Regions from separate parts of the Homo sapiens genome. Here region 2 is linked to region 1. Evidence: read pairs that join two places in POLR2A ChIA-PET (ENCODE). Cell type or tissue: CD4-positive, alpha-beta T cell. All regions are shown on one strand. Each heading gives the region's core, and the rest is flanking DNA. Links, peaks and the distances in the headings are about the cores only.

The links. ChIA-PET counts read pairs that join two places held together with the same protein. Peaks named below come from ENCODE experiments on the same cell type or tissue, not always from the same donor. Only the 100,000 strongest peaks of a DNase experiment are listed, where the experiment ranks them.
Region 2: POLR2A ChIA-PET joins it to region 1 with 7 read pairs; 1 of 35 experiments calls an interaction of 5 or more read pairs at or near these places.

The regions. Positions count from the first base shown.
Region 1 is chr11:65,090,249-65,101,532 of GRCh38, forward strand. It overlaps VPS51 (VPS51 subunit of GARP complex), which reads left to right and starts at 5,966. Exons shown (of 10, transcript NM_013265.4): 1 at 5,966-6,230; 2 at 6,750-6,879. The coding sequence starts at 6,003. RefSeq lists an enhancer at 5,771-6,565 and a silencer at 6,005-6,274. In CD4-positive, alpha-beta T cell, for the core only: no CTCF peak of the experiment used is centred there; DNase peaks (open chromatin) are centred at 5,943 and 6,473; H3K4me3 peaks cover 1,482 bases; H3K27ac peaks cover 1,510 bases.
Region 2 is chr11:63,498,269-63,507,152 of GRCh38, forward strand. LGALS12 (galectin 12) reads left to right here and starts at 7,816. Exons shown (of 9, transcript NM_033101.4): 1 at 7,816-8,259. The coding sequence starts at 8,191. LOC124902684 (a long non-coding RNA gene) reads left to right here. Exons shown (of 2, transcript XR_007062702.1): 2 at 2,134-2,341. RefSeq lists enhancers at 2,895-3,422, 4,738-5,408. In CD4-positive, alpha-beta T cell, for the core only: no CTCF peak of the experiment used is centred there; a DNase peak (open chromatin) is centred at 5,423.

The DNA of each region.
Region 1 (11,284 bases), core at 4,389-8,388:
TCAGGCTGGTCTTGAACTCCCAACCTCAGGTGATCCGCCTGCCTTGGCCTCCCAAAGTGCTGGGATTACAGGTGTGAGCCACCGCTCCTGGCCAGCAAGACCCCATCTCTAAAAAAAAAAAAAAAAAAATTTGCTGAGTGTGGTGGTGTGTGCCTTTAGTCCCAGCTACTCAGGAGGCTGAGATGGGAGGATTGCTGGACCCCAGGAGTCCCAGGCTGCAGTGAACTATGATCATGCCACTGTACTCCAAGCTGGGTGACAGAGAAAAAAAGAAAAGAAAAGAAAAAGGTGAGAACTCCAGGGCCGTCAACAAAATATGCCAATAAAACAGCCAGAAATGGTGTGGAGTGACATGAAAGCTCCCAGGGATTGAAGCAGGAGAAGAGGAGGGAGGAGGAGAGGACTTGATTTCGAACTCAGCCACCCCACTGCCTCCTGCCCAACTGTTTGCCCCAAAAGTTAGGTCCCAGGTCAGCCCAAGACCCACAGGCTGCCTCCCAGCAGTGGGATTAGAGCCTGCACCCACCATCTGTGCTTGCTGCCCAGTCTCCAGACAAGCACAATAGTTCTTCAGAGCCCCATCCTAACCACATGAAAGGGGTAATGCCCCAAGGCCCAGCTGTGGTCCCACTGTTGAAACAATTGTTTGGACCTCAGTCCTCATTTGAATACAAATGAACTTTTATACATTAAAGTTCCTAGCTCCTAATTTTATTTTATTTTTGAGACAGAGTCTCACTCTATCGCGCAGACTGGAGTGCAGTGGCATGATCTCGGCCCACTGCAACCTCCGCCTCCCGGGTTCAAGTGATTCTCATGCCTCAGTCTCCCAAGTAGCCAGGATTACAGGCGCCTGCCACCATACCCAGCTAATTTTTGTATTTTCAGTAGACATGGTATTTCACTATGTTGGCCAGGCTGCTCTTGAACTCCTGACCTCAGGTGATCCACTCTCTTTGGCCTCCCAAAGTACTGGGATTAGAGGTGTGAGCCACTGTGCCTACCCCTAGCTCCTAATTTTTAAAAATTATATACATGTAATATATGAATATGGGCTGGGTGCGGTGGCTCACACCTGTAATCCCAGCACTTTGGGAGGCTGAGGCAGGCAAATGACCTGAGGACGGGAGTTTGAGACCAGTCTGAACAACATGGAGAAACCCTGTCTCTACTAAAAATATAAAATTAAGCTGGGCGCAGTGGCTCACGCTTGTAATCCCAGCACTTTGGGAGGCTGAGGCGGGCGGATCACGAGGTTGGGAGTTCAAGACCAGCCTGACCAACATGGTGAAACCCCGTCTCTACTAAAATACAAAAATTAGCTGGGTATGGTGGTGCATGCCTGTAATCCCAGCTACTTGGGAGGCTGAGGCAGGAGAATCACTTGAACCCAGGAGGCAGAGGTTACACTGAGCCAAGATCGAGCCACTGCACTCCAGCCTGGGCGACAGACCAAGACTGTGTCTCAAAAAAAAACAAGAACAAAAACAAAATTAGCCGGGCATGGAGGCGCATGCCTGTAATCCCAGCTACTCGGGAGGCTGAGGCAGGAGAATCGCTTGAACCTAGGAGGTGGAGGTTGCGGTGAGCCGAGATTGTGCCATTGCACTGCAGCCTGGGCAACAAGATCAAAACTCCATCTCAAGAAAAAAAAAAAAAAAAAAATATATATATATATATATACACACACATATATGTATGTATGTATATATGAATATGTTCTTGTAAAATATTTGCATAATACACAAGCATGCAGAGGAAAATGTAACAGTCTCCCTGCTGCATCCCCACCACTGAAGTACCCCCTTCCCCAGTTTGGTGACTTGGCATCTTTTAGGTCCCTTCTTTATGTAACGGTAACTTCATACATCTAGATGTACATATACATGCATAAGTTTAAAGCATTTTTAAAAATCATATGTTTTGTCAAAGTGTACTTTTCAAAAAGTTAAAACCTACGTCTAAATATAGAATGAACACGTAACAAAGATTTATTAGGCCGGGTGCGGTGGCTCATGCCTGTAATCCCAGCACTTTGGGAGGCTGAGCTCCCAAAGTGAGCCTGAGAGGATCACTTGAGCTCAGGAGTTTGAGACCAGCCTGGGCAACATAGTGAAACCTCCTCACTACTAAAAATTAAAAAAAAATAAAATTAGCTGGTTGTGGTGGCCCTTGCCTGTAGTACCCCCTACTTGGGAGGCTGAGGCGGGAGGGTCATTTGAGCCCAGGAATTCGAGCCCTGCTTGCATCTTTGCAGTCCGGCCTGGGGGCATAGTGAGACCTTGTCTCAAAAAAAAAAAAAAAAAAAAAAAGATCTTTAACTCATCAGTGAGGGGATTTCCGCTTGGTAAGGTGGTAATGCACATGAGGAACTGGACAGGACGAGCATTTAAAGAGGAACGTTAGGCCAGGTGCAGTGGCTCATGCCTGTAATCCTAGCACTTTGGGAGGCCGAGGTGGGCGGATCACCTGAGGTCAGGAGTTCGAGACCAGCCTGGCTAACATAGTGAAACCCTGTCTCTACTAAAAATACAAAAAAACTAGCTGGGCATGGTGGTGTGCACCTGTAATCTCAGCTACTCGGGAGGCTGAGGCAGGAGAATCACTTGAACCTAGGAGGCAGAGGTTGCAGTGAGCTGAGATCGCGCCATTGTACTTCAGCCTGGGTGACAGAGCAAGTCTCAAATAAAATAAAATACAATAAAGAAGAATGTTAGCATATGATTACTAGGTTAGATGCAAAATGCAATGGATGTCCTACATGACAAAAATTATACCCTTTGAGGTTAGTTTTTCTACTGGATATACATGTCTTTCATCTCTCCTGGACAATATCTCCTTGTAATTTCAGTCTATTTACCTTACTAGTGAATAGCAAAATCAAACAACTGTGTATTCTTGTGGGTAAATAATCCTTGGGAGGGCTTCTGAAACGATGCCCCAGTGTGACAATGAGAGGACACACTACACTCTTGGACTTCCAATTTTTGGATTTTTCCTTTTTTTTTTTTTTTTTTTTTTTGAGACGGAGTTTTGCTCTTGTTGCCCAGGCTGGAGTGCAATGCCACAATCTCAGCTCACCGCAACCTCGGCCTCCCGGGTTCAAGCAATTCTCCTGCCTTAGCCTCCCGAGTAGCTGGGATTACAGGCATGCGCCACCAAGCCCAGCTAATCTTGTATTTTTAGTAGAGACGGGGGTTTCTCCATGTTGGTCAGGCTGGTCTCGAACTCCCGACCTCAGGTGATCCACCCACCTTGGCCTCCCAAAGTGCTGGGATTACAGGCGTGAGTCACTGCGCCCAGCCTAATTTTGTATTTTTAGTAGAGACTGGGTTTCTCCATGTTGGTCAGGCTGGTCTTGGACTCCCAACCTCAGGTGATATGCCCACCTTGGCCTCCCAAATTGCTGAGATTATAGGCGTAAGCCACCACGCCCTGCCTGGATGATTTGTCTTAACACTATTCTCCAACTTTTAAAAATGTTTATAGACTTCTTGGAGTAGACCTCAATCTATACCCTTTTTCATTTTCTTAAGATTATAGCTTCATAGGCTGAAATCAAGTATTTTAAATGGTTTCTAGACATCCCATTGATTCAGAGGTCAGCAAACTTTTCCCGTAAAATAGTAAATATTTTAGGTTTGGAGGACCATGCAGTCTCTGTGGTAGCTACTCAACTCTGCTCTGTGTTTTTTTTGTTGTTGTTTGTTTGGGGTTTTTTTTTGTTTGTTTTTGAGATGGAGTTTTGCTCTTGTCACCCAGGCTGGAGTGCAATGGCATGATCTTGACTCACTGCAACCTCTGCCTCCTGGGTTCAAGCGATTCTCCTGCCTCAGCCTCCCAAGTAGCTGGGACTACAGGCGCCCGCCACCAGGCCCGGCTAAGTTTTTGTATTTTTAGTAGAGATGGGGTTTCACCATGTTAGCCAGGCTGGTCTCGAACTCCTGACCTCGGGTAATCTGCCTGCTTTGGCCTCCCAAAGTGCTGGGATTACAGGCATGAGCCACCGTGCCTAGCCTCAACTAAGCAGCCATAGATCATATGTTAAAAAATGGGCGTGACTGTGTTCCAATAAGAGTTACGGAAAATGGGATATGAATTGCATATGATTTTCAGGTGTCATGAAATGTTATTTTTTTCCCAACCATTTACAAATGAGAAAACCATTCTAGCTCACAGACCATATGAAAACAGGTGGTGAGCTGTGTTTGGCCTGCAGGATCCCTGGCAAAGAACAAGTAAACCAGTGAGTTTTTCCATTCCAACCTTCCTCCAACAGCCCTTCATAAGTAATGTTTCAAGGGCCACTTTGATGAAGAAAGTCTTTTTCTCTTTTTCCTCCATTCCAACTCTGTGTCCTAATCTGAACTCCAGATCGTTCCCTGTCTTCATGAGCTCTTCACCTTTGTGCACAGCTGCACTTTTGTCCAAGTCAGAACCCTGGGAGAGCAGCTCAGGAGGCTGAGGTGGGAGGGGAGGTCAAGGTTGGAGTGAGCCAAAGATAGCACCACTGCACTCCAGCCTGGATGAAGAGCAAAACCCAGTCTCAAAAAAAAAGGAAAAGAGAACCCTGAGAGTTATCCTCCACATTTCCACCTAACCCTTCACTCAGCACATTCCATCAGTCACTTAAGCTCTGCTGAGTCTGTCCTTTTTTTTTCAATAATAGGGGGCGGGTCTCACTACGTTGTCCAGGCCAGTATTGACCTCCTGGGCTCAATCAATTCTCCCACCTCTGCCTTCCAAAGTGCTGGGATTACAGGCGTGAGCCACTGTGCCCGGCCTTAGGGGTTCTTAAATGTGAGTGTGTATCAGAACTACTTGGGAACTTTCTAAAAAGAAGCTAGATCTGAGAGAATCCCAGAGTCTTTTTTTTTTTTTCTTGCTTTGTTGCCCAGGCTGGAGTGCAGTGGCACCATCGCAGCTCAAGCAGTTCCCCCACCTCAGCCTCCCGAGTAGCTGGGACCACAGGCGTGCGCCATCATCCTGGCTAATTTTTGTTTTGTTTTTTTTGAGACAGAGTCTCGCTCTGTCATCCAGGCTGGAGTGCAGTGGCGAGATCTAGGCTCACTGCAACCTCTGCCTACCGGGTTCAAGCGATTCTTCTGCCTCAGTCTCCGAGTAGCTGGGACTACAGGCGCGCGCTACCACACCCGGCTAATTTTTGTATTTTTAGTAGAGACGGGTGTTTCACCATATTGGCCAGGCTGGTCTCCAACTCCTGACCTTGTGATCCGCGCCCCCACCCCCCCGGCCTCCCTAAGTGCTGGGATTACAGGCGTGTGCCACCGCGCCTGGCCTGTATTTTTTTTTTATAGAGACGGAGTTTCGCCATTTTGCCCAGGCTGGTCTCGAACTCCTGGGCTCAAGCGATCCACCCGCCTCGACCTCCCCAGTGCTGGGATTACGGGAGTGCCCGGCGCAGCTCAGCGCAGAGACTTACAATGCGCCACAGATAGTCCTGAAGGCAATTCTGATGCACGTCAGAGGACCAGGCCCTAAGAAGAACTGCGCTAGAGGCGTGGTACAGAATAGTGTACATGCATTTAATCCTCGTAGCCCCCCTGTGAAGTATGTACCCCAATTTTAGGAATGGGATAAACTGAGCCACTGCCAGTGGCAGGATCCCAGGAACACTCTACTCTGGCCTCACGTCCCGCATCCGTCCATTGCATCTGGGCACATATTCCGTGGGCCCCTTGCCTGCGAGAGTGCAGGTTGGGGAGCCACTACCCGTCCCCCTTCTGGGACAGCAGCAACCCCAGGCAGTTCCACAAAATGCTTCCACCCAGGAAACTGGGGGAATTCAGGGCTCTCCCGGAACCTTTGCACCCGGGGAAGACAGGTGCGGGGGAACTCTAGTCTCGAAGGACCTAGGGCTGCAGGGGGACGTTTCACCTGAAGGACTGCCTCGTTTCAACAACAACTTTATGGCTCCCGGAAGTGCCTCCTCCCCGTCCCCTTCCTTTCCAGCCTCACGCCCGTGGGCTGCAGTTGGAACGATGGCGGCGGCAGCTGCCGCCGGGCCTAGCCCGGGGTCTGGACCTGGGGACTCCCCAGAAGGGCCCGAGGGGGAGGCTCCGGAGCGTCGGCGGAAGGCGCACGGGATGCTGAAGCTTTACTACGGCCTCTCGGAAGGGGAGGCGGCGGGACGCCCCGCGGGGCCCGACCCCCTGGACCCGACTGATCTGAACGGGGCGCACTTCGACCCGGAAGTTTACCTAGACAAGGTGTGTGCGCACGGGGAGTGGGGGGGTGCGGGGAGGGGGGAAGGGAACCAGGCCCCTGCTATATTGCTCCCCCAGATCATGCCTCCGACTTTTTGTGAGGTTCAGGAGAGCAGGTGTTCATAAGAGGACGAACCTCGGCCAGGGAGTACGAGCAGCTGAGGCGTCTGAGGGGATGTGAGTAGGACTGGACTGGCCTGAGGTGATGCGGCATCTGAGGTCTTCTGGGCTGATGTGATAGGCCCGGAATTGGGGGCGTGGCCCAAGCGTTGACAGGCGCGGGGCTGGGCTTAGGCCGAGCCCCAGGATTTCAAATGCTGACAAACACCAAACACGGTTGAACCTAGTAACCCCTGAGCTAGGCCACTTAGGGCCCCCTGCCTGGGATTCCTGACAGCCGGCGGGGGTTTGCGGGGTGGGTGGGGATCAGAGATTTCTTGCCCTGAAAGCCTATCAGCTGCAGGCAAGGCTGGGGGACATGAATGCCTCCTGACCCGAACACTAACCACCCAACTTCTTCAGCTGCGTAGAGAGTGCCCTCTGGCCCAGTTGATGGACAGTGAGACGGACATGGTGCGGCAGATCCGGGCTCTAGACAGCGACATGCAGACCCTGGTCTATGAGAACTACAACAAGTTCATCTCAGCCACAGGTGATCCCCACGGGGACACACCCTCCAAAGTCTCACAGCCCCCATTCTCCCACCTGTGTTGGGAAAACCAGCAAGGGATTTAGAGGGGGGAGACTCAGATTCCAGTCTTGTCCTGACATTATTCCATTCTCACCTCCTTTCCTTTGAGCCTTCGTTGTCAGACTACTATAGAGATAATAGCTACTCTCAGAGGGTTGTCTTAAGTACCAAAGGAGAGAAAAGACAAAAGGAGATTAGTTGTTTATTTTTTAGAGACAATGTCTTGTTCTGTCTCCCAGGCTGGAGGGCAGTAGCATGATCATGGCTCACTGCAGCCTCGACATCCCAGGCTCATGTGATCCTTCTGGATCCTACCAAAGCACTGGGATTACGGGTGTGAGTCCCTGGCCCAGCCCAAAATGAAATTTTAAAATGAAATGTATTTATCTGAAGCACTTAAAAGGCCAGGCATGGTGGCTCATGCCTGTAATCCCAGCACTTTGGGAGGCTGAAGTGGGAGGATCACTTGAGCCTAAGAGTTTAAGATTGACCTGGGAAATATAGTGGGACTCCATCTCTACAAAAAAATAAAAAATAAAAATTAGCTGGACAAGATGGCGTATGCCTGTAGTCCCAGCTACTCAGGAGACTGAGGAGGGAGGATCACATGAGCCTGGGAGGTCGAGGCTGCAGTGAGCTGTGCTTGTACCACTTCACTTCAACTTGGGCAACAGAGCAAGACCCTGTCTCAAAAAAAAGAAAGTATCTATCTGAAGAAGCATCCCAGACACTAGGCTGGGCACAGTGGCTCATGCCTGTAATCCCAGCACTTTGGGAGGCCGAGGCAGGTGGATCACCTGAGGTCAGGAGTTCGAGACCAGCCTGGCCAATATGGTGAAACCCCATCTCTACTAAAAATAAAAAAATTAGCTGGGTGTGGTGGCAGGCACCTGTAATCCCAGCTACTCAGGAGGCTGAGTGGGAGAATCACTTGAACCTGGGAGGTGGAGGCTGCGGTGAGCCAAGATCACGTCACTGCACTCCAGCCTAGGCAGCAGAGCAAGACTCTGTCTGAAAAAAAAAATAATAAGAAGAAGAATCCCTGACATCAAGGAAACCTCAGTAAGGTGTAGTTTCTCTTATTATTGATAGCTTTCTTTTCTGCTCCAGGGAAGAATAGGTGGTCTTGTCCCTCCCTTTCTTTCTCCCTTCCTTCCCTCCTTAACTAAGCAAAGAGAGAAGATGTATGATATTAGGGGACACAAAGATCATGTCGAGGCTTTTTTTTTCTTCTGTCCTCTTTATTCTCTAGTGCCAGACAGTGTTCCACTGTTTTCCACACTAGCTTCTGTGCTGTTTTGAGGAGATGTACTACTCAGACTTTTGTAGTAATTGTACACCCACGTGTAGTAAGTCCAGGAGCCAGATCCAAAGGGTTTACCTGCAGCCTGTGGAATGTTCTGGGAGCATCTGTGGGGTTGCATTCTGATGTCTTACTCTCGTGTCACAGTGGTGGGTGTGGTAACCTATACACATTGTTCTTTTATCTGATTTGAAGCAGATTCCATGAGTAGGCACCTTTCTGTTAGCTAATACCAGCATCAAAATGGCAAGAAATCATAGTTTCTGTGCTGGGATATTTCTCACAGGAATTTAATAAGATTACATTTTCCATTTGTTGGAATGTGTATAATAATATTTTGAGACTTAGCTCTTTTTGTACATCCCACAAAAGGAACAAACGTTTGGAAAAGTGTGAGGATAACCAGGAGCATTGATGTCTTAGAAGCTTAAGTGAGGGGCCGGGCATGGGGTTCTCACCCGTGATCCCAGCACTTTGGGAGGCTGAGGTGGGTGGATCACTTGAGGCTAGGAGTTCAAGACCAGCCTGGCCAACATGGTGAAACCCTGTCTCTACTAAAAATACAAAAATTAGCTGGGCAAGGTGGTGCATGCCTGTAGTCCAAGCTACTCATGAGGCTGAGGCAGGAGAATTGCTTGAACCCAGGAGGTGGAGGTTGCGTGAGGAAGGTGTTTCAAGACATAGATTTGATAGACTTGGGCGAGACACTCAGGAAAGTAATGTAGCATGGAGTGTGTGTTGATTGGGCAAGAGAGAGAGAAAAATGAGAAAGGAACTAGGTCCTCAGGAAGGAGGGGGGTGGAACAGAGCAGGGATGGAGGCATCGGCCTCAGCAAAGGGCCGGGAGCTCATCTATGGTAGCAGGAGGGGAAGCAGAATGTGGGCAGAGCCAGGCAGATAGTAGATGTGCAGTTTAACTAGAAACCTTCCAGAATGTATTAGGGATTTGGCTTTTATCCACAGAGAGCTAAAACAAATGAGTGATGTGCTCAGATTTCTGGTTTGAATAGATTCCTCCAGCTGCACTGGCAGGAATGGATGGGGCTGAGCACAGTGGCTCATGCCTGTAATCCCTGCACTTTGGAAGGCTGAGGTGGGAGGATCACTTGAGCCCAGGAGTTTGAGACCAGCCTGTGCAACATAGTGAGACCCGATATCTAGAAAAAAAAAAATAGCTGGGTATGGTGGCACACACTTGTTAGAATAAACCCAGCTACTTGGGGAGGCTAAGGTGGGTGGATCACATGAGCCCAGGAGCTGGAGATTGCAGTGAGCTATAATCTCACCATTGCACTCTAGCCTGGGTGACAGAGCAAGACCTAGTCTCAAAAAATAAATAAATAAATAAAAAGGCCAGGTGCGGTGGCTTATGCCTATAATCTTAGCACTCTGAGAGGCCGAGACGGGTGGATCATCTGAGGTCAGGCATTTGAGACCAGGCTGGCCAATATGGTGAAACCCCATCTCTACTAAAAATACAAAAATTAGTCAGGCATGGTGGCAGGCATCTGTAGTCCCAGCTACTCAGGAGGCTGAGGCAGGAGAATCGCTTGAACCCAGGAGGCGGAGGTTGCAGTGAGTCGAGATCGCGCCACTGCACTCCAGCCTGGGCAACAGAGCGAGACTCCGTCTCAAAAATAATAATAATAATAAATAATAATAAAAGGACAGCCCACAGAATGGGAGAAAATATTTGCAAGTTAGTTATCTAATAAAAATCTAGTGTTCAGAACATAAAAAGAACGTTTTTTAGCTCAGGGCTAAAAAGACAAATAACCCTAATTTAAAATGGGCAAAGGATTTGAATAGACACTTCTCCAGAGAAAACATACAAGTGGCCGAAAAGCACATATAAATATGCTCAGCATCATTAGGTCTTAGGGAAATGCAAATCCAAACCACAAAATGCTGCACCCAGTGTGGAAGACAGTTTGACCATTCTTCAAAACCACACACAAGATTACCATATGATCGGCAATTTTACTCCTAGGAATATACCAAAGAGAATTGAAAACATGTTCACATAAAAACATGTACACAAGTGTTCATAGCAGTGTTTTTTTTTTTTTTTTTTTTTTTGAGATGGAGTCTAGCTCTGTCACCCAGGCTAGAGTGCAGTGGTGCCATCTTGGCTCACTGTAACCTCCGCCTCCCCAGTTCAAGCGATTCTCCTGCCTCAGCCTCCTGAGTAGCTGGGATTATAGGTGTGCACCATCACACCCGCCTAATTTTTTTATTTTTATTTTTTGTATATTTACTAGAGACGGGATTCCACCTTGTTGGCCAGGCTGGTCTTGAACTCCTGACCTCAAGTGATCCGCTTGCCTCGGCTTCCCAAAGTACTGGGATTACAGGCAAGAGCCACCATGCCTGGCCAATAGCAGCACTTTTTATAATAGCCACAAGGTGGAAGCAATCCAAATGGCCATCAATTGAATGAATATAAACAAATATCCACACAGTGGAATATTATTCAGCCATAAAAATAGATATAACATACTGACACAGGCTACAACATAGATTAACCTTGGAAACATGCTAATGTTTCATATGCCTATGATTCCATTTCTGTTAAATGTATTCTGTAGCGAATAGACAAATCCATAGAGACAGAAACTAGATTAATGGTTGCCAAGTTCTAGGAGTGGGGGAATAAGGAATGACTGCCAAGGGTTACAGGGTTTCTTTAGGGGATGATGAAATGTTCTGGAATTACGTAGTGAGGTTGGTTGTACAACCTTGTGAATATATTAAACATATTAAAAACCACTGAATTGGTATGTCAATTATATCCCAATTAAAAAGAAAACCAGGCATTGAGCCAGATTTGGCCTGCAGGCTGTAGTTTGCCAACCTCTCACCTAGACATTGAGTTTCATTATGTAATAATGCATTTACTTGTGTCAAAATTAGAAAGATCTCAAACATTATACAGGGAAAAGCCTCTCCTAATTCTTTTCTCTAGGCAAAGACAAAGCAGTCTTTGACAGTACATTTCACTGAAAATTAACAGAGCCCAGGTGGGATTATGGCTCATACCTATAATCCCAACACTTTGTGAGG
Region 2 (8,884 bases), core at 3,405-7,404, 1.6 Mb before region 1:
GTCCTAGACTGCCTTTCAAGTTTACCTAGGACCCCAGAGCACTTCACCCTGTGGTGGCTAGGCTTGCCAAGAAACTCAAGTTCTGACCACTGGCTAGGGCTGGTTCAAATGCTCCCTCCATGCCTGAGCGCTGGCTGAGCCCAGCATGGCTTTATTCTCTGCTGTGACAGAGCAGCACTGAGTTCCATGTAAAATCCTTCAGTCACCATGCTCTCCCTCCCCAGAGTGCACAGATTCTCTTCTCTATGGTGCATGGCCACTGCTAGGGGGTGGGGTAGGGGTGGTGTCAGCAATTCAAGACTGTCTCTCTTGCCTTCCTCAATGTCTCTTTCCACAATATGAAGTGAAAACCAGGTACCACAGTTGCTCACCTGATTTTTGGTCCTCGTGATGATGCTTTTCTGTGTGCAGATAGTTGATAAAATCTGGTGTTCCTGTGGTGGGGGGCGGGTGGTATAGGCTTCTATTCCACATCTCGCTCTGCCCCTTCTCTGTTTTTCATGAAGGACACTAGAATCTTCCCAGTCATCAGGTTCAAGATACTGGAGTCACTCATCCATCCCCTTTCCCTCGACTCCCTTATTCAGCTGGCTGTCAGGTTCTGTCAATTCTTCTTGCCTAGTATTTCTCCTAAATATCCTACCCTCTGTTCCAGAATGATTTGAAACTGACCTCTAGAGAAAGAGGATCCGTGGAAGAGTTTTCTAGTGATCTAGAAGGCTATCAGATAGAAGAGGGAGGCAGAGATATAGACCAAAGTAGGTGAAAGTACACATTAGTCCCTCCTCTAGGCCCCAAGAGTTACACCCATTCAGAAGCAGGGATTGTGAAAGAGCCTGCTGGAACAAAGAAGGGGACAGAGGGGGCCACCTCAAGATCCCTGACCACAAATTATTTTTCCTAGGCTGTTAATTGATAATTGATTAATAATAGTTATAATTGGGGTATTATAATTAGTAAATTATAATTTTTTATTATAATTTTAAATTTATATATAATTTTAAAATTATAATTTACTAATTGTAATGCCCCAATTATAATCTGTGGCCAGTTAGAAGAAGAGTATGGGACTAGTTTGTGCTTGAGCCACAATTCCAGGTCTACTGGGATAAATTGAGGAGCAGAGGCTGGACAAGAGCCATAAATCATCAGTGGTTATGAAACCACCTTTGCAAATTTATGATGGTGAGAAAATTATGACAGGGAAAGAGATCTGATCCAACTAACATCCATCTTGCTCTTGACCTCCAAACTGCCCTTGATCATTCCTGAGTTTAGGCCAAGCTAACTTTGGGAGACATTTATGTAAAAAGTAAAGTAGAGGTTCCTCTTCAAAGACTTTCCTCCCCATCTAATTAGAAATAAATAGTAACTTCTCTTAGAAGCAAAATTTATTCAAAGACCTGTGCTAACATTCTTAAATATCTGCTAGCCGTAATAGAGAAATCAATGTACTTTATGTTCTTAGCTCCCACAATTTAGCCTAAATATTTGCCCTGGCATGCTTATACTGGTCCAAGCAAGCATTAGGTTATAGCCTGTTCCTCTTCCTTATTTGAAGGTATTTTTACCTTTCTCAGCATTCCGCAAGTTACTTCCTCCTTCCTTTGTTCTCCTCTGCCTTTGCCTCTCTTAAAAAGCTCTAAGTTGCTAGCCAATCGGGACAACTACAGAATATGAGGTCCCGTTCCAGCCAGTGGAAACCGGACACAGCAGTAGGGTGAACACATCAGGTTATAAATGACCCTGTCTCCTTTGTTGAGTGTACTCTTATGGCAAAACTGCTGGCGAGTGTACCCTTTCTGCAGAAAGTATAAAAATGGCCTTGCTGAGAAAATTAAATTTATTTTCAAGTGCTATTTCATTATGGTACTGGGGAACAAACATTTCAAACATTTAGTTTATAGTTTAAATGATAATAGCCCTTCCCTAAAACTAACCCACCTTTGTAAAGCTAATGAAAGGCCACCAGGTTAGGAGGATGAGAGGAGCCTAGATTCTGCCAAGGTGTAGAGGTAAACAATTACCAGCCATTATTCCAGAGATCATAAGATTTGCAACTCCCCCAATTACTCCTGCAGATAATATCATGATTGTAGAACCTCAGATTGACAATTTGAGATGTATTTTCAGGTTTTTGCATTTCTGACAATCAACCGATGGCTCCACCTGGACCTGCCAACCCCGCCAAGCAGTCGTGGACCCAGAAGCAGACTCCCTGGCCTGCCAAACTATCCTTACAAAACCCTAGCCTCCAACTTTTCAGGAAGATTGATTTGAGTAATAACTCCATTTACCACGTGGCACGGCTGGCCTCAATGATTAAACTCTATTGCAATGCTGTGGTCTCAGTGAATTGGTTTTGTCTGTGCAATGGGCAGGAAGAACCCATGGGGCGGTTACAGTTACATTCATTCATTCCATAAATATATTTGAATACTCACTCTGTGTCAGGCACTTTGCTCAATACTGAGGGTATAGGAATAAGTCTGCCATCATGAAACATAGTCAGGGAGTACAGCGAATGGGGAGAAAAATTAAACAGTTCTTCAAATATACAACGAGTGATGGTAGGCATTGTAAGGGAAAAATGGAGTAGGGAGCTGAGCTGGCCGTGGGGATGCACCCCAACCACCTTGCACATGTGTTCTCAGGACCTCCTGAGGGCTGTCATGGGCCATGGTCACTCATATTTGGCTCAGAATAAATCTCTTCAAATATTTTAGAGTTCGACTCTTTTCATCAACAGGTGGGAATAGATGATCCCCTGCCAGGTTTGGGGAGAAAGGTGTGAGGACTAAACTCTGATTTTTTTATCTTGCCCAAATTCCTGAGGGGTCTGGGGAGTCATGCCCTACAAATCATAAATTCTCATCAGATGGGTTTTATTTAACCCTATATATTGTGACTGACTTTCCAACCTAGCTCTGGCATAACATTAGGAGACAAGGAAAAAAATCAAAATATTTTACCCCAAAACATGTTTCTTTGCCATATTTTGAAATGACCCTGCAAAGTTGTTCTTTGTGGGGGAAAATGTGCAACTGTAAAGAATCTCTGTTAACATAGCTAGGTTTTTTTCTTCCAGACCCTCCTAATCTCCTAAAGAGATTAACTGAGACCTGAATAGGAAACATTTGTCATCCATTGTCTCTAAGGGCAGCCACGATCAGACTTCAAAAGAACTTTGGTCTCCACAATCTTTATCTTAATCTGAACTTTCCCTTTCTATGAATTCCAGGTCTTTAGACAAACTCAACCAATTGTCAACCAGAAAATGTTTAAATTCACCTACAGCCTGGAAGCCCCCTGCCCCCCTCCTTCCTGCTTTGAGTTGTCCCACCTTTCTGGACCAAACAACCTATGTATATCTTTTTTTCTTTTCGTTTTTTTTTTTTTTTTTTTTGAGATGGATGGAGTTTTGCTCTGTCACCTAGGCTGAAGTGCAGTTGTGTGATCTCAGTTTACTGCAACTTCTGCCTCCTGGGTTCAAGTGATTCTTGTGCCTCAGCCTCCTGAGTGGCTGGGATCACAGGTGTGCACCACTATGCCTGGCTAATTTTTTTGTATTTTTAGTAGAGATGGGGGTTACACCATGTTGGCCAGGCTGGTCTCAAACTCCTGACCTCAAGTGATCCACCCACCTCGGCCTCCCAAAGTGCTGGGATTACAGGCGTGAGCCACTATGCCCAACCCCAAACCTATGTATTTCTTCAATGTATTTGATTGAGGTCTCTTGCCTCTCTAAAATGTATAAAACCAGGCTGCACCCCAACCACCTTGCACATGTGTTCTCAGGACCTCCTGAGGGCTGTCATGGGCCGTGGTCACTCATATTTGGCTCAGAATAAATCTCTTCAAATATTTTAGAGTTCGACTCTTTTCGTCAACAGGTGGGAATAGATGATGCCCTGCCAGTGTCAGGGTCACCCTAGGCCGTTGGCCCCCTGAGGTCACCAGCACTTTCCTGGATTTCTCTCACAAGTTCTCCCTCATTCTGGCTCAGGAAGAGAGACTGCTTCTCTCACCCCTAAACACTCACAGACACTGAGGCCCTTTCTTATCCTGGAGCAAGCAGAAGCTCTTGACAAGCCCAATAAAGTCAAAAAGCAGTTACCTAAAAAGAGAAAGGAAATGCACCATCCTCTTCCTGCAGCTGCCTCCCCGGAACAGGCCTCATCAGCCCTACCTCTGGCTGTGGCAATAGCCTTGGGGTTTCAGGAAGATAACAGTTACAGCTACTCCACTCTTAGGGGCTGAATTGGGTCCTTTCAAAAAGCCTGTGTTGAAGCCCCAGACCCTTAGAATGTGACTGTATCTGTAGGCAAGGCATTTTAAGAGGTGATTAAGGTAAAATGAAGTCATGTGGTTGGGCCCTCATCCAATATGACTGGAGTCCTCATAAGATGAGAAGATTAAGACACAAACGCAGAGACCTGGGGAAGGTGGCTATCTGCAAGCCAAAGAGAGAGGCCTCAGAAGAAACCAAACCCTCTGACATATTGATCTTGGACTTCTGGCCTCCAGAACAGTAAGAAAATAAGTTTCTGTTGTTCAAGCCACCTGGTCTGTGGGTTTTGTTATGGCAGTGAGGACTAAACTCTGACGTTTTTCTTCTCTTGCCTAAATTCCTATTTAAGGGGCCTGGGGAGTCACAACCTACAAACCATAAAATCTCAACAGAGGGGTTTTGTTTAACCTTACATAATGTGGCTCACTTTCCATACTGACTCTGACATAACATCACATGACGGATAAGAAGGAAATCAAATATTTTACCACCAAATATGTTTCTTTGCCATATTTTAAAATGGCCTGCAGAGCCATTCTCGTGGGGGGGAAATTGCATTTGTAAAAAATCTCTGCTAACATAACTAGATCTTTCCCCCTTCCAGGCCCTCCCAAGCCTGAAGAAATTAATTGAGTCTAGCACCTTTTTGGGGTCTGAATAGAAAACATTTGCCATCTATTGTCTCTAAGGGTGGCCACCCTTGAGGCTTCATCTACATAATGAGAACCCTGGTCTCCACAACCTCTTATCTTGACCCGGACACTCCCTTCTATTGATTCCAGGCCTTTAGATAATAACTTAACTCTTTCAACCAATAGCCAATCAGAAAGTCTTGGAGTCCCCCTATGACCTGTAACCCCCACCCCGACTCCCTCTTTGAGTTATGCCACCTTTCGAACCTGAACCAATCATAAAACCTGGCTGCAGCCCAACCACCTTAGGCACATGTTCTCAGGACCTCTTGGAACTGTGCCTTAGGCCTTGGTCACTCATATTTGCTTCAGAATAAACGTCTTTAAATATTTTACAGAGTTTGACTTTTTTTATCCACAGCAGCCCAAGCAAGCTAACGTATCCTCCTTCCTCATTTCACCCAGGAAGGAAGTGAGGCTGGATGGGGAAAGCACACCATTGACCTCAAGCCGCAAGATCTGCACTGGTTCCGGGGCTGGGACTAGGACCCAGATCTGATTCCAGTGCAGCGTCCCATGTCCAGACCCATTCAACTTGGAAACCAAAAGTAAAATTCTAGGCCCCACAACCAACTGAACGGACCCCTCCTCTCAGCCAAAGGCATTCCAAAGTTAACCTGAGAAACAGTTCAGACTGTGATGGGAAGTGGGGGTTGGATATGCCTTATTATGCCCTCTCCCCCTTTGAAATTCAGGCACAACTGACCAGCATTAACATTAAAACAAAAATCTGAAGACTGACTAAACAGACTCATTGTAGCAATAAGACACCAAGTTCTATCCTGGCTCTAGTATAGCATCACATGACAGAGGGCCCTGAAAGAAATTAAACCATTTTACCCCAAAATATTAATATACATATTTGACATATTTTGAAATGGCCCTGCAAACCTCACTCTTGTGGGGAAAATCTGCTCTGCAAAGCATCCCCTTCCCTTTCCAAGTCTTTTCCCTGATCCAGGCATCTTTTTAGGTCTGATAAGAGCTCTGATGCCTGCTTCCTGGAGGCTTCATCTGCATGATAAAACCTTGGTCTCCACACCCCTTAACTTAACCCAGACACTCCCTTCTACTGAGTCCAGGTCTGTAGGTACTTACTTAACTCTTTCAACCAATAACCAATCAGGAAGTCTTTGAATCCACCTATGACCTGGAAGCCCACCTCTTCGAGTTGTGCCACCTTTCTGGACCAAACCAATGTACATATCACATGTATTGCTTGATGTCTCATGTCTCCCTAAAATGTATAAAACCAAAATCTAGCTCAATAACCTTGAGCACACGTTCTCAGGATCTCCTGGGGCTGTGTCACAGGCCATTGGTCACTCATATTTGGGTCAGAATAAATCTCTTCAACTATTTCAGAATTTGACTCTTTTCTTCAAGAAACTGGCCCCTCCACCCTTAGCTTCCTCTCACTGTGTATACAGAGCACCCTTCCTGAGCACGTCTGATTGAATTTCTCCAAATAAGCACCTTCAGTAACCCAGCTCCACCTACTCGGCAACATCTGAACAAACTCAGCTCCGCACCCAAAGCCCTTCTAGTTCCATCCTAAGTCAATGCTTCTCAAACTTTAAAGTGCATCAGAATCACCTGGAGGGGCTGTTAAAATGCAGATTCCTGGCCCCAGCTTCCAGAGAGTGCTCCTCAGTTGGTCTGGGGTGGGGACCCCAAACTTGCATTTTTAACAAGTTTCCAGGTGAGGCTGATGCTGGTGGCTTGTGGACCACAGCTTAGGTAGCACTGGCTAAGATACCTTATCCCAGGACCCTTCATGCACTCTCCCTCCATCCAGGGAGCTGCTTACTCTGCCCTCAGCACCCCATGCGCTTGAGCCTTTGCCCAGCCTGGTCCTGGTCCAGGAATTCCCTGCTGCCAAGTCTGATGCAATGGGTCAGATCCTGGAACCTCCTAACTCAGGATAAAGTTGAGAGGTTGTGCTGCTTTTTAAAGGGAAAGCCTTATTGGGATTTGAACCAGAACTGGAAGGACTGTAGTAAAATGCAGATATTTGGGCCCACCCCCAGATACAGGCCTCGCTGTGGGACATGCTGCTATGGTCACTTTCTCCATGTACAGATGAACAAAGGGTGGCCCAGAGATAGGAAGTGACTTTCCCAAGGGCACACAGCACATTAGACGAGAGGCTGAAGAGGAAGTCAAGTTTCAAGTCTCCCTCCTGCGCAGTTCTGTGCTTCTTGTGCTGCCTTTTCCAAGCTTAAGGGGCTCTGCTTTTTCCCCTTCCCTCATTCTACTTTCTTGTGACCCCAGCTGGGCCCCAGCATTTCCAGCTGATGCTGAAATGGAGCCTCAGGGGGCTGTAAAACTTGGAAAAGGAAGAAGAGTAGAGGAAGGGGCAAGAAAATGAGAGGAAGAGAGCCAGGCGTGGTGGCTCATGCCTGTAATCCCAGCACTTTGGGAGGCCAAGGCGGGCGGATCACGAGGTCAGGATATCGAGACCATCCTGGCCAACATGGTGAAACTCAGTCTTTACTAACAATACAAAAATTAGCCGGGCGTGGTGGCACATGCCTGTAGTCCCAGAGAGGATGAGGCAGGAGAATTGCTTGAACCCAGGAGGCGGAGGCTGCAGTGAGCTGAGATCGCGCCACTGCGCTGCAGCCTGGCAAGAGAGCAAGACTCCATCTCAAAAAAAAAAAAAAAAAAAGAAAATGAGGGGAAGAGATAAAACCCTTTGTGGTGAAGGGAGGAAGGAATGGGAAGTCACCCAAGGCTGTCCAGGGAGCTGGGGGTGGGGCTGTTTCTGGAACCTAAGCACACGTACCACCTCCCCTTCCTCTGACCTAATGAGGGCTCGAGTTGGAAACCACAAACCCTCGTTGGCCCCACAGGAGCCAGCCTCTGGCTTCTCTCTGCAATGGCCATGTGCTGCAGACCCGGAGTGGGTAGTTAGTTGGTTAATGCCAGTCTTCCTCCCCTGGACACTGAGTTCTGCTGACAGCCCCCGCCCAGCCAGAGCTCTGCTGTATACCACCGGGAGTGGGGCTGGTGTGGAGCCTGGAGGTCGCCCGCTGCCCTCCTAGGGCTGCTCCAGACAGCATTAAAACGCTGCAGGTCGCAGGTGAGACTAACAGCTGGGAGAGCTGCTCCAGGCATTTAGGACCCTGACTGGGGCAGATGAGTCAGCCCAGTGGGGGCAGGGCTCCTGGAACGAGGATCTACAGTTGGAGTTGCCCCACTGTCATGTCACCTGGAGAAAAACTGGACCCAATTCCTGACAGCTTCATTCTGCAACCACCAGTCTTCCACCCGGTGAGTTGTCACTCTAATGTGGAACCTCCTCGGTCTCTGGGCTCTTCCCTTCCAACTGGGCCCACACTCCTGGGTGGTGGGGTGGAAAGGACCTCAGTCTTTCTGCTTCTCCCAGCACCTGCCCTGGGTTCTGGAAGGCCCTCCTGAGCTTAGTAAAGTGGCTGACTGCTAATTCCCACTTGGGTGTAAATGACTGCTAGGCTTCCAGGGTCACTGCATTTTGAAAGTGGCGAAGCCTGGAGCCACAGTGCTCTGCCCCTACTGTAATGGATGCTAGGAGGATGAGGGTGTGGGGGTAGGATTGTTGGGGGAATGCTGATTACTTAGTAAGGACAGTCTCATCCCCAGCCTGGAAGGAAGGGTCAGGTGGGAATTTCCACTCAGGGATAGGGGTTGGGGGTGTTTCTCTCTTTCTCCTCCAGCTCAGTCAGTGCCCAAGAGGTTTTCTGAAGCCAGGCAATGATTTACAGAAGGCTGAATTCCCAGCAGACACCCCCTACTAATGAGCATTAATTATCACTTTCCCTTACTTGGCCCTCCCCTCCCATGAGAGCTGCATCCACTCAGTTAATTACAGGCCTGGAGGGAGCCTGGGAATGGGAAGTGATCAACTGCTGAACCAACC